Regions from separate parts of the Homo sapiens genome. Here region 1 is linked to region 2. Evidence: chromatin loops called from intact Hi-C (ENCODE). Cell type or tissue: ovary. All regions are shown on one strand. Links, peaks and the distances in the headings refer to the core of each region. The heading gives the core; the rest is flanking DNA. Region 1 overlaps INPP5A (inositol polyphosphate-5-phosphatase A). Region 2 overlaps ADGRA1 (adhesion G protein-coupled receptor A1).

Region 1 (5,360 bases), core at 271-5,270, 470 kb after region 2:
AGAAGCCACCAAGGCGCGAGCAGAGTCCACCATGGCAGTGCTTGCAGGTCACTCATGGTGCCAGCAGAGACCTGCCCTCCGAGGTGCAAAGGCAGCGCTAGCGGGTGGGAGAGGGGTAAGCCCCCGGTTGGTGACCAGCGGCCACGTGCTGTGGCCACTCTGCCCAGCAGGCCTTGCAGGCTCATAGTTCTGCTCCGAGCCCAAGAGCCTTGAGTGAGCAGGCGGCGCAGCTTAGCAAGTGCATGGGGCCATCCTGGCTGAGGCAGCCTCCTGCCTCTGGGGCTACTCCACACGGAGGTCTCCTACACAAGGAGCTCAGACTTCACTCTCTCTTCCTCAACGCCTCGGCTTGTGGCTGCCCCAGACCCAACTAGGTCATCGGACCCCAGGCTCAGGCCTGCCCAAGTCCCCACACAGCCCTGTCGCTGCTGTCTGCCCAGAGACTCCTGGCACATGGGGTCCCACGGTTCCCCACATGCACCATCTGGGCTGAGTGCCCAGGCCTGTGGAGCCCTGCTGCATAGGGAAGGGTGCACACGCCTCCGGGCCACCTGAGCAGCTGTGGAAGGGTCTGCACCGCCCTGGGCCCCTCCAAACTGTCTCCAGCTGCTGCATGTGAAAAATCCTCTCAGGAGCCCGGGGCAACCCTGCTTGGTGCCCTTCAGGACCGGCTCACCTGGCCCAGCTGGCTGGCTGCACCTCCAACCCCTCCTTCTGTCTATGTGGCCACAGAGGGGCTCAGGCAAGAGGCGAGGTGGGGCAGCCCGCACAGCCACCTCCTGTCCCCAGCCGCTCCTCCAACCCCCTCTTCTGCTGACTCCTTGACTCCAGCTGGGGTCCTGTGCAGCAGGTACCTTCCCAAGCAGGGGGGACCCTCCGAGGAGCAGGCACTCTCTGAGCAGGCACAGCTGGCGGGGGCAGGGGTGTCCCTGGAGGCAGTGTGTCCGCCAGGCCACACCTTCTCAGCCCTCTCCCGAAGCTATCTTAATTGTATCAGCAGATAAACCCTTCTGCTCCAACTTTAAGCCATTAAAAGGCATGGTTTCTTCAAACTTCTTCTGGGTGGGTGGATGAAGAGGAGAGTGGGGCTTTCCTTCTCACACCCTGACCCCACTGCCACCTTCCCTCTAGGAGTTCCTCCAGGTGGGTGGATGAAGGAGCTGCATGGAGAGAGGGTCTTTCCTCTTGCACCCTGTCCCCACTGCCAGCTTCCCTCTAGGGCTTTCAGTCCGGTCAGGACAGTCCTGGGCATGGGCCCCAGCAGTGCTCACAGCTCCCAGCAGGAAAGCTGCTGAAGCAGCCGAAGCTTTGAGAGGCCACGGTCAGTGCTGGGAGGCCTTGAAGAAGCTGCTGCAGGTGCCCACGCCAGGCCCTCCTGGCCCCACCAGTCTGCATGGGACCCATGCCCAGCCAGCCACAAGGCTTCAATGGGACTAGAGCCCAGGACACAGGCTGGGACCTACACTCAGGCGCCTGCAGCCCCACGCAGCCTCTCTGGGAGGGGCGGGTGACAAGCGAACCAGAGCCATGGATGGTAAGTCACCAAGCTGAGCTGGGAGGATGGGGTGGCCTTGGCTCCTACCAGGCCCCAAGCAAGCCTCAAGTCCCTACAGTAAATACATCTTCTGGGCTTCCCAGGTAGGCCAAATCAGCAGCAAAGCCCAGTGACAGGCCCCCCACCCCTCCCACTGCAGGGCTCCACTTCTGTGGTGAAACCAGATGCGGGTGACGTTAAACGAAAATGAATTTGCAACCTCTTCCTCACAGAACCCTCTTGGAAGCGGAGTTCAGGAAAGCCGTTACCCTGCGTCCTCTGGCCGACGTCGGCTCTCTGGGCGCTGACTGATGTGTTCTCGGAGCTCCCTGCGTGCCCGGCAGACAAGACACGGGATTTCTGTGCTGTTGGAGCTGTGGATCAATAGGCACTTGGCAGCCCGGGAAAGCCTCGCCCAGGCACTTCTTCAGTGTCGAGGCCTGTGTGGGAGGATGCACCGCGGTGGCTAAGAAATTTCTCTGGGTACCAACGTGGTACCGAGACCTCCACGGCGGGGCTAGCTCTGAGCCCTGTCTCCAGTGCTGTGGGTGGACATGTGTTCCCAGGGGTAGGGACACCAGGCTGAACCCAGGAGCAAGGGCTCTGACAAAGGCGCTTCAGGGATGAGGCACACAGACCGCCTGGCACTCAGGTGTCTTCCAGCCTGGCTCTCGCCACTTTTCCATTTTCCATGCGGGCGCAGAGCTCGGGGCTCAGCCTGGGCACCTCCTGGGGCCTTCTGCCCTGAGCCAGGCCCACCTCGCCTGGCGGAGTCGGTGCATGTCCATCCCAGACTCAGCCTCCCAAAGTGCTGGGATTACCGGCGTGAGCCACCGCGCCCAGCCTAATATCCTCATTTTTTAAGCATTAAAAGTTGCCTTCTGATCATCTCCGGTAGGAAACTCTCAGGCGCTGCGTGGGCGCCATCTCCTGGTGGCAATGGGCACCTGCAGGTCGCTCAAAGCCCCTCAGCCGCGTCCCCCCCACAGGCTCACGCGCCAGGCGCAGCTTCAGGTTCAATCGCCTTCTGGGAACAGGCCACTATTTTCTGATCCCTATTAATACCCGTGACAGCATTTATGTACAAGATAAATTCATTTCAATTTCCTTTTTCAATTAATGGCCTATTATTTGAACCAGACTCAGCTAAAAATATTGCTCCAATACCATCAATCTTGTAAAAATTAAATTTTCCTCCCTCTGACAGCCAGAGGGCACCTGGCTGGGGCAGGAGGGTGATTGTCTGGCTGGCCGCTGCTGCCCAGCTCTGCCCAGGACCCCGGGGAAGTCAGGCCCCGCCACACAGACACCCCGAGGGCCCCCAGCAAAGACCAGGCCACTGAGGCAGCCAGTGGTGGCCCAGGGGGCAGCGTTCCGAGGTCTGCCAGCCCAGTCTCAGTGACAAGACAGGGAGGACAGGCCCGCCTGGCACCAGCTTGGCATGAGCTAACTGGGCATCTGGGGCATCCTGGACCCTCCTACCTGCCAGGCAAGGCTGCCCTCCACCATCCACCTGGCCTAAAGCCTCACTCAGGGCCGTGGCTGTGGGAGAGATCAGGTCCGTGCCCAGGCAGGGAAGCCGGGGCTGGAGCCCACTGAGCTGAAGGGCGGCAGCAGAGGCACGGGAGCTCCTGCCAGGCCACAGTTCCCCGAGAGCAGGCCTGAGACCCACTCTCACTCCCAAGCCTTATCCTGTCCCATTTTCCGGAAACCCTCATCGTGAGGGTGACTGGAGGAACAGCCTCGGGGCCTCAGACACAGCACGGCTGCCTCTGGGTGGCCTGTTCAGCCGCCCTGGTGCCCCGCACCCTGGTTTCAGACATCTCAGAGACGTAATTGGGAAGCGTGTGTGCTGAAGAATGGGCTGCCAGGCCCACGTCACTGTCGGGCACTTTGAGGCACCAAGTACACAGCGGCTTCTTGAGGGGAGGGGCCCGGCCCAGCCCCTGTGCTTCCTCCCCTGAGAGGCACCTTTCCTTTGACGGGGGGCGCCGTGCTCCCCGCGCTGAAGGCTGCCGTACGATCTGCAGCGGGTGCAGACTATTTTGGCATCTCACAGATTTTGAAGGTTCTAGCTTTTCACATAATTTAAAATACCTTGTAATTCTCTTTGACTTGGGATTATTAACAAACAAGTTAATTTCCAAATATTTGAGACTTTTCCATATATCTTTTTTATTTACTTCTAATTTAATTCTTTTTGGTAAGAGAATGCGTTTGTATCCTTTCCATCTCTCAGAGGCAGGGGCAAGGTCTTTCTGGAACTAGACTCATGTGCCCTGGCGACTGTTTTGCTGGAACCACCCAGGGCCAGGGAGGAACCCTGGAAAGAAGGGAGAACAACCCCAGAGCTCGTACAGGCCTGGCACGGCCTGTGCCCGGCAGCCAGGTGCAGATGCCCAGATACGCACGCCAGGCAGAGTCTCGGGTGGACCTGAGCCCTTAAGCACAGGCCGCTCCGGACCCACCTGGAAAACCCTGAAAGCCAGGTGTGGAGGCAGCCGCAGCCCTCGGGGGCCTGAAGAAGGTAGCCAGGTGTGGAGGCAGCCGCGGCCCTCGGGAGCCTGAAGGAGGTTTTGCTGAGGCTTTCGCCCTCATGTGGAAAAACGTTTTGGTGGAAACAGAACTACAGCATGACGGCTGCCCCTCCGCCAGCCCATGTGTGCCTCGCTCTCAGGTATCCCAGCCAGGCTCGGACAGACGGAGAGGCCTGCTCTGGCCAGGGCCCAGCACGCGGGTGCCTTCTGTCGGTGGCTGCGTCCACCACTGCTCTGGCTGGAGAGCCTCAGATGCCAAGGGTGCGGGTGGCGGGCACTGCCCCTCCGCCCACCTGCACATCGGCCAGCAGGAGGGGACTGTGGGGTCCTCCTGCGGTGCAGAGCCTCCCGTCTCCACCCAGCCCTGTCGGTTTCGCGTCTAAGTGAGCTCTGATATTAGGGGCGCACGTTCACGACCGCTATGTCCTCCCAAAAAGCTGACCCCTTATCATCGTGAAATGACCGCTCTCAGCCCCGACAACACGCTCGTTCTGAGGGCACCCTGACATGCAGACAGCCACTCCTACTTTCTTCTAACGACTGTTTTACAAGGTACATCCTCCTCCGTCCCTTCACTTTTAAAATACCTGTGTCTTTATATCTAAAGGAAGCTGGAAAGAGCTGAGCGATGGTCCCCATGAGGAAGAGGTAGCTGGCGACTGGCACAGATGAGGCTCCCATGGCAGGGCAGCACGCAGAGACGGGGAGCAGAGCCCCACTCTTCCGAGGATGATGGGTGGCAAGGAAGGGCCTTCATGTAACTTGCTTTCAGCAATCGGACCTTGGCCTGCGTTGGTATGTTTATTCGGCTTGAAGCTTGTTGCAGTATTTGGATCTTTCTGTAAGTTTCATGGACTGATGAAGAAATCTGAGCCATGACATCTGTAAGCATCACCCTGTCTGCCTCCTTTCCCCGCTCCTCCTGGGGCTGCAGCCACACGTGTTAGGACACCTGGTATTTCACAGTGATTTCTATCCACTTTTCAGTCCTTCTCTCTGTTTCACTTTAATTTTGTGGCTGTCTTCAAGTTCAGTCACCTTCTCTTTTCTTCTGCAATGTCTAATTTGCTGCTCCCCCAGTGGTGTTTTTCTTTTTCATCTGAATAAGCCCCTACTTGGGAAACACATTACGTTGGGTCATGGCAGAGGAGAGTGAGAGGGTCAAGGAAGCTGCCATTTTATGGAAAGGATGGCAGAGCTGAGAGAAAGAAGCTGGTAGGGAGGAGGGACCAAGGGGGAGAGGGAGGAGGGACCAAGGGGGAGAGGGAGGAAGGCTGACAGGAGGAGCT
Region 2 (5,360 bases), core at 50-5,049:
TGTCCCTCCCCCACTCCGCGGGGCAAGGGAGAGCAGCGGGTGCGGGCGGAGCAGGAGGAGACCAAGAACCCCGACCCCCGACCCCCGACCCCCGACCACTGACCGAGCAGCCAGTGCCGGCCTCGCTGGCCTCCCGCGGGCCTCTGCGCCTGGAGAGGGCCCTGACCAGGTCCTTTCACGGGTGGGCCCCGGGAGAGCTCCGTTGGCTGCGGACTTCTCTGCAACTGCAGGGAGCCCCTGGCTACAGGCGGGACTGCTCCCCGGGGCAGCGTGGGGTCACACAGGGAGCTGTGCGTCCCACCGGGTCCCCAGGTCATGGCCCCTCCCCGCGGGTAGTGCGTGGCCAGTGACCAGCAGTGCCCCGTTTTAAACAGTTTTAAGGCCCCGCTCAGCCTCAGGGGAAGAAGGTCGGAGGGCCGAAGTATCTGCTCCCTGTCAGACCGAGGAACCCCGCCTTGGAGGGGCAGAGTCTCATCCTGACAGGCACAGCCCGAGCCCAGGGCAGGGGCTGACCTTCCCCTCTGCAGGGCCTGGCAACGGTGCTGAGGGCGCCCAGGGATCCAAGCGGGATGCAGCGTGTCCCGGACCGGGTGCACTTGCTCACCGCCTCCAGCCCCCACCCGGACCCATGAGACAACCCCTGGCTGCCACCCCTACGGAGCATGGGTGACCTAGGGGCCGGCTCAGAGACCATCCCCCATGGACGCTGTCTCCCCGGCTCCTGCGAACACCTGGGTTGGCCACAGACCCCTGCCCCACACGTTCAGTGGGCTCCAAGGTGCAGTGGTGGGAGGGGGTGGCCTGTGTCTGGTAGTTCTCAGGGACTCCCTAGGAAACCTGTGCTTCCCAGACTCTATATCCCAAGAAGATATCCTTCAAGAATAAAGATGAAATAAAGATACTTTCTGATAAAAATAAAACTAACAGCATTTTCCGTGTATCGACCTGTACTTCAGGACATGTTAGATGAAATTCTTCAGGGTGGAGGGAGAGTAGACACTCCTGCAGGCACCGCACCTGTGGAAAACCCCAACCAGACCTGCACGGTGGGCCTTGGGCCGAGGGTCCGTGCTGCGGACTTCACCAGAACAGCAGGAAGCCCCTGGGCTGCTTGGGGGGACTTGGACTGTGCGGAAGGAAGGAGAAACACCAGAAACGCTGAAGGATAAATAGAAAAGATTTGTCTCCCCCTTCTTAATTTCCTCCCTCTTTCAATGACTGTTTAAAGAGAGAACTTTAGCAGTGCCTTGTGGAGGGCACTGGGGATGGTGCTCTGCCCAGCATCTGCAGGAGGAAAGGTGGGAGGCAGGAAACGGTCCTATATAGTCTCAAGTTTTCTGTAAATATGTTATATGAAGAGAACAATTTTACTCTACATAGGCTGTGGAAAGGTTGCGGATTTTAATCCATTAGAGCAACCATAAGAAACTAGGTAAAAACTAGGCAGGGCACGGTGGCTCACGCCTGTAATCCCTGCTCTTTGAGAGGCTGAGGTGGGCAGATCACGAGGTCAGGAGACCGAGACCATCCTGGCTAACACAGTGAAACCCCGTCTGTACTAAAAAATACAAAAAAAAAAATTAGCCGGGCGTGGTGGCGGGCGCCTGTAGTCCCAGCTACTCGGGAGGCTGAGACAGGAGAATGGCGTGAACCCAGGAGGCGGGGTTTGCAGTGAGCCGAGATCGCGCCACTGCACTCCAGCCTGGGCGACAGAACGAGACTCCGTCTCAAACAAACAAACAAACAAAAACATTAAAACAAATTTTTTAAAAATATTAAAATAATCCAAAAGAAGGAAGTAAAGGAGAAATGGAAGAATTCCAAAGAGCAAAACAATCACTTAAAGTGGTAAAAACGGAAAACAAACAGTAAAATGTAGACTAAATCCAACCAGATCAAAATTCCAATTAATTTTAACAAGCTAAAAGCTCCGATCCAAAGGCAGAGGTTGTCAGAATAGATAGTAAGCTTCTGGAACATGGTGACTAGAATAGAAACACTTTGAGTATAAGACACAAGTAGGTTGAAAGTAACTGGATGGAAAAGGCCATGCAGTGCCAACTGTGAGATTAAGAGAGCTACAGCGGCTACACGGATGCCCGGCAAAGTAGACGATAAGACAGGGAGATAGAGGGGCCCAGGGGACGCAGAAGTGTCCAGGATGGACCCACAGCACACAGGAGTGGTGCAGGACGGACCCACGGCGCACCACCGGCTCCGGGCTCCTTCCCGGTGAGCCGGCAGAGGGCGCGGGAGGCCGCCGCTTTTCTCGCCGCCGCCGCTGGGCAGTCACCGCCGTGGACGTGCAGGCGCGGGGCCGGGGCCGGGGCCGGGGCCGGGGGAAGGGGGTGCTCCGCTGGGTCCAGCATCCACCATCCACCGCCTGACGTGGGCCCCTCGCAACAGCCTCGGCCCACCGGTGTCCGGGGAGTTGTTCCCGCCCGTCTGGCAGCTGGGAACACCCTCTCCTATGGCTCCAAGCCCCAACCAGGGTAGGGGTCCAGCTTGTCCTCCTCCTCTGGGCGCTGACGAATCTGTCACTCAAGCGTCATCTTCTGTTACGTCGAATCCCGTCTAAGCCCCAGGCAGACTCTGGGCGTCGGGGAATGGCCACCCCACCCCTCTGTGCCCAGGTGCCCAGCGTTGGGGCAGCGGCTCGCACGCCAGGGCCACTCGCTGGGACATCTCCGGGTTACGTGATTTCCGCGAGTCAGGCCAACCACTGCCTTTGGGGGAAGGTTTCTAGAAAGGGAGGGCGGATCTGAATCTCGGTGAAATCCTAACAGCTTCCCCTTGGGAGCTATGAACCCGACCCAGAGGTGTCCGGAGGGGCAAAGCGGGAGCTGACTCACGGCAGAGCACATTGCTCAGAGCCCGGGGAAGGTGGCCTGGCCAGGGAGGGTGCAGAGCCGGGGAGGGTGCAGAGCCCAAGAGGGTGGCTTGGCCGGGGAGGTTGCAGAGCCGGGGAGGGTGCAGAGCCCAAGAGGGTGGCCTGGCCGGGGAGGGTGCAGAGCCCAAGAGGGTGGGCTGGCCGGGGAGGGTGCAGAGCCTGGGACCAGCCCTGAGTGCATCACCACGTGACCCAGTGCCAAGTGAGGGAGGAGCGGCCATCAGTGCCGGGGCAGGTAGATGAGCATCGCACAGGAGAACAAGAGCTCGGTCCTATGTCGGCTGAGTAACACCCCCAGACATCCACGTTCTCTTCCCTGAAACCAGTGAAGGTTTCACCTCACGCGTCAAGAGGGACCTTGCACATGGGGTTAAGTGAGTGGCGGTGAATGGTGGAGACTGCCCTGGGTTGTTTGGCTGTACTGACATCACCGGCGTCCTCTTAAAAGGGAGGGCAGAGATCCCAGTGGAGAGAGGACGCAGGGCTGCTGGCTTTCAGGGTGGAGGAGGCCCCAAGCCCAGGAGTGACGGTGGCCGAGGCAGCCCCAGAAGGTGCCGGGGGGGGGGAGGGAGGCAGTCCTCCCCACAACTCGACGTCGGCCCAGCGGGGCCCATTTCGGACCTTACGGCCTCTCGACTGTCGGATGATCCCCCTGAGTTGCTTTAGGCCACTGAGCTTTCACCGTGGCCACAGCAGCCACGGGAAGGCGGTGCGGCCCCAGCTGTGCGGTGAACCCCAGCTACACACAGTTACAGGACGGGCGTGCTGCTGCTCACAGGGGGTGACTGGGGAGCCTCGTGGAGGAGACATGGTGTGGATGTGGCATGAGGACGGGTACCTTAAACCATCCCTAGAAGCACGAGGCACCCCAGTATCACAGACTTTGGGTTCCAAAGCTGACTCAGCGAAAGGGAAAGTCTCTGCCGCTCGGGCTGATGTGAGGAACAAACACAGGCTCCTGCCCGTCAGTGAGGAAGAGTGGGCGGCCCAGAAGAGAGCGGAAGAGACCTGCACACGCTTCACAGAGGCAAGAGAGGACGGCGCAGCCAGCAATGCTCACAGACGGGCGCAGAGGGACGGGCGCAGAGGGACTCGCGGGGCCCCTGCCAGGGATGGGCTTGTGAGGAGTTAGCAGGCTTAGAGCTGAGCCCCGCATGGGTGGGACGAGCCTGCAGACCACCTGAGCCCTCGGAGACCAACGTGCCACAGTCGGCAGGAGGGATAAAGGGATAAAGCCCCGTGGTCTCGCCAGAAGCGGGTCCCGTGCAGCCATGGACATGGGGAGCCCCAGCTACCGACGGTTACAGGATGGGCCTTAAAGAAACACGTGCAGGGAAAGAAATCAGAGAAATCTGCTATGAAACCAGGTGAGACAACAACTCCAGGAACACACAGCTCGAAGCCAGTGCAGCCTGGGGACGCGTGTGCCTGGGGACGCGTGTGCCTGGGGACGCGTGTGCCTGGGGATGCGTGTGCCTGGCTGGTGAACCGGGAGGAAAGACAAGGAGGCCCCAGGGCCAGGCCAGGGAGGCACGGCCAGGGGTGGGGCCGGCCCCAAGGTTCTCGCTTCTGCCCCGCGGGTCGTGACCACAGTTTCCTGGCTGTGCTGGTGTGTCCGGCCAAGACAGCAGGTTCCTGGGCGGTGCTGGTGTGTCTGGCATCTTCCTAAATGTTCCACTGCACACTCAAAAATGATTAAATCTAGAAAGTATTTTTAAAAGGAAAGGAAAGAAAAGAAGAAAGAGACAAGAAACAGGCCTGTGGTGCAGGTGGAGCTTCGCAGTAGAGGGGGCACCTGCAGCTGACCCTGCCCAGCCCCTCGCCCATTAGCCCCTCGGCCCCGTGCCCAGCCTGAGTGCTGCCGGCTCTGTGATCCCTCCTGGCACACTAGCCCGCTGCTGGTTGGAGCTGATGGTCGGAATCAGCACACGCTGGGACACGGGGAAACGGGGCGAGGACGCAGACTGCAGGTGTGGTCCTGCCACGGCTCTGTTCCCGCCATGGCTGATGCTGCACACCTCTCACCGGTTGCAGTGGCACCATCACAGCCTGAGCGAAAAGGTCCTGGGCCCAGGTGCCACCCAGGGCAGCCCTTCTGAGACCAACACTGTGTCCCTGGGCTCAGGTGAGCAGCACTGCCTCTGCCTCCATGCTGCGCCTCTCCTTACACCACGCGCATGCTCACACGTGCACACACGTATGCTTGCATGACACTTCCACACGTACATGCCCCCCCACTCTCACACACTGGAACACACATACCACACACACACTGGCACCCATCACACACACAGGCACACACATACACACAGGCATGCACACTCACACAAGCACACTCACACACACACTGGCACACTGGACATGCACAGGCACTCACACTTGCACGCACGCACACTGGCACACACCACACACAGGCACTCATTCACACACGCACAGGCACACATATATGCACAGGCATGCACACACACAA

Evidence for each region. A loop is a pair of places that touch in the nucleus more often than their neighbours do. Peaks named below come from ENCODE experiments on the same cell type or tissue, not always from the same donor. Only the 100,000 strongest peaks of a DNase experiment are listed, where the experiment ranks them.
Region 1: it touches region 2 in a loop (3-fold over the local background); 16 of 110 quality-filtered maps call a loop at or near these places.

The regions. Positions count from the first base shown.
Region 1 is chr10:132,652,000-132,657,359 of GRCh38, reverse strand. The region is part of intron 4 of INPP5A (inositol polyphosphate-5-phosphatase A); the gene reads right to left. Among named protein-coding and RNA genes, the nearest start is that of INPP5A, 120 kb to the right of the region's middle. In ovary, for the core only: a CTCF peak has its summit at 2,502 (motif pointing left); a DNase peak (open chromatin) is centred at 2,454.
Region 2 is chr10:133,121,811-133,127,170 of GRCh38, reverse strand. The region is part of intron 5 of ADGRA1 (adhesion G protein-coupled receptor A1); the gene reads right to left. Among named protein-coding and RNA genes, the nearest start is that of KNDC1, 36 kb to the left of the region's middle. RefSeq lists an enhancer at 1-359. In ovary, for the core only: no CTCF peak of the experiment used is centred there; DNase peaks (open chromatin) are centred at 623, 2,240, 2,620 and 3,260.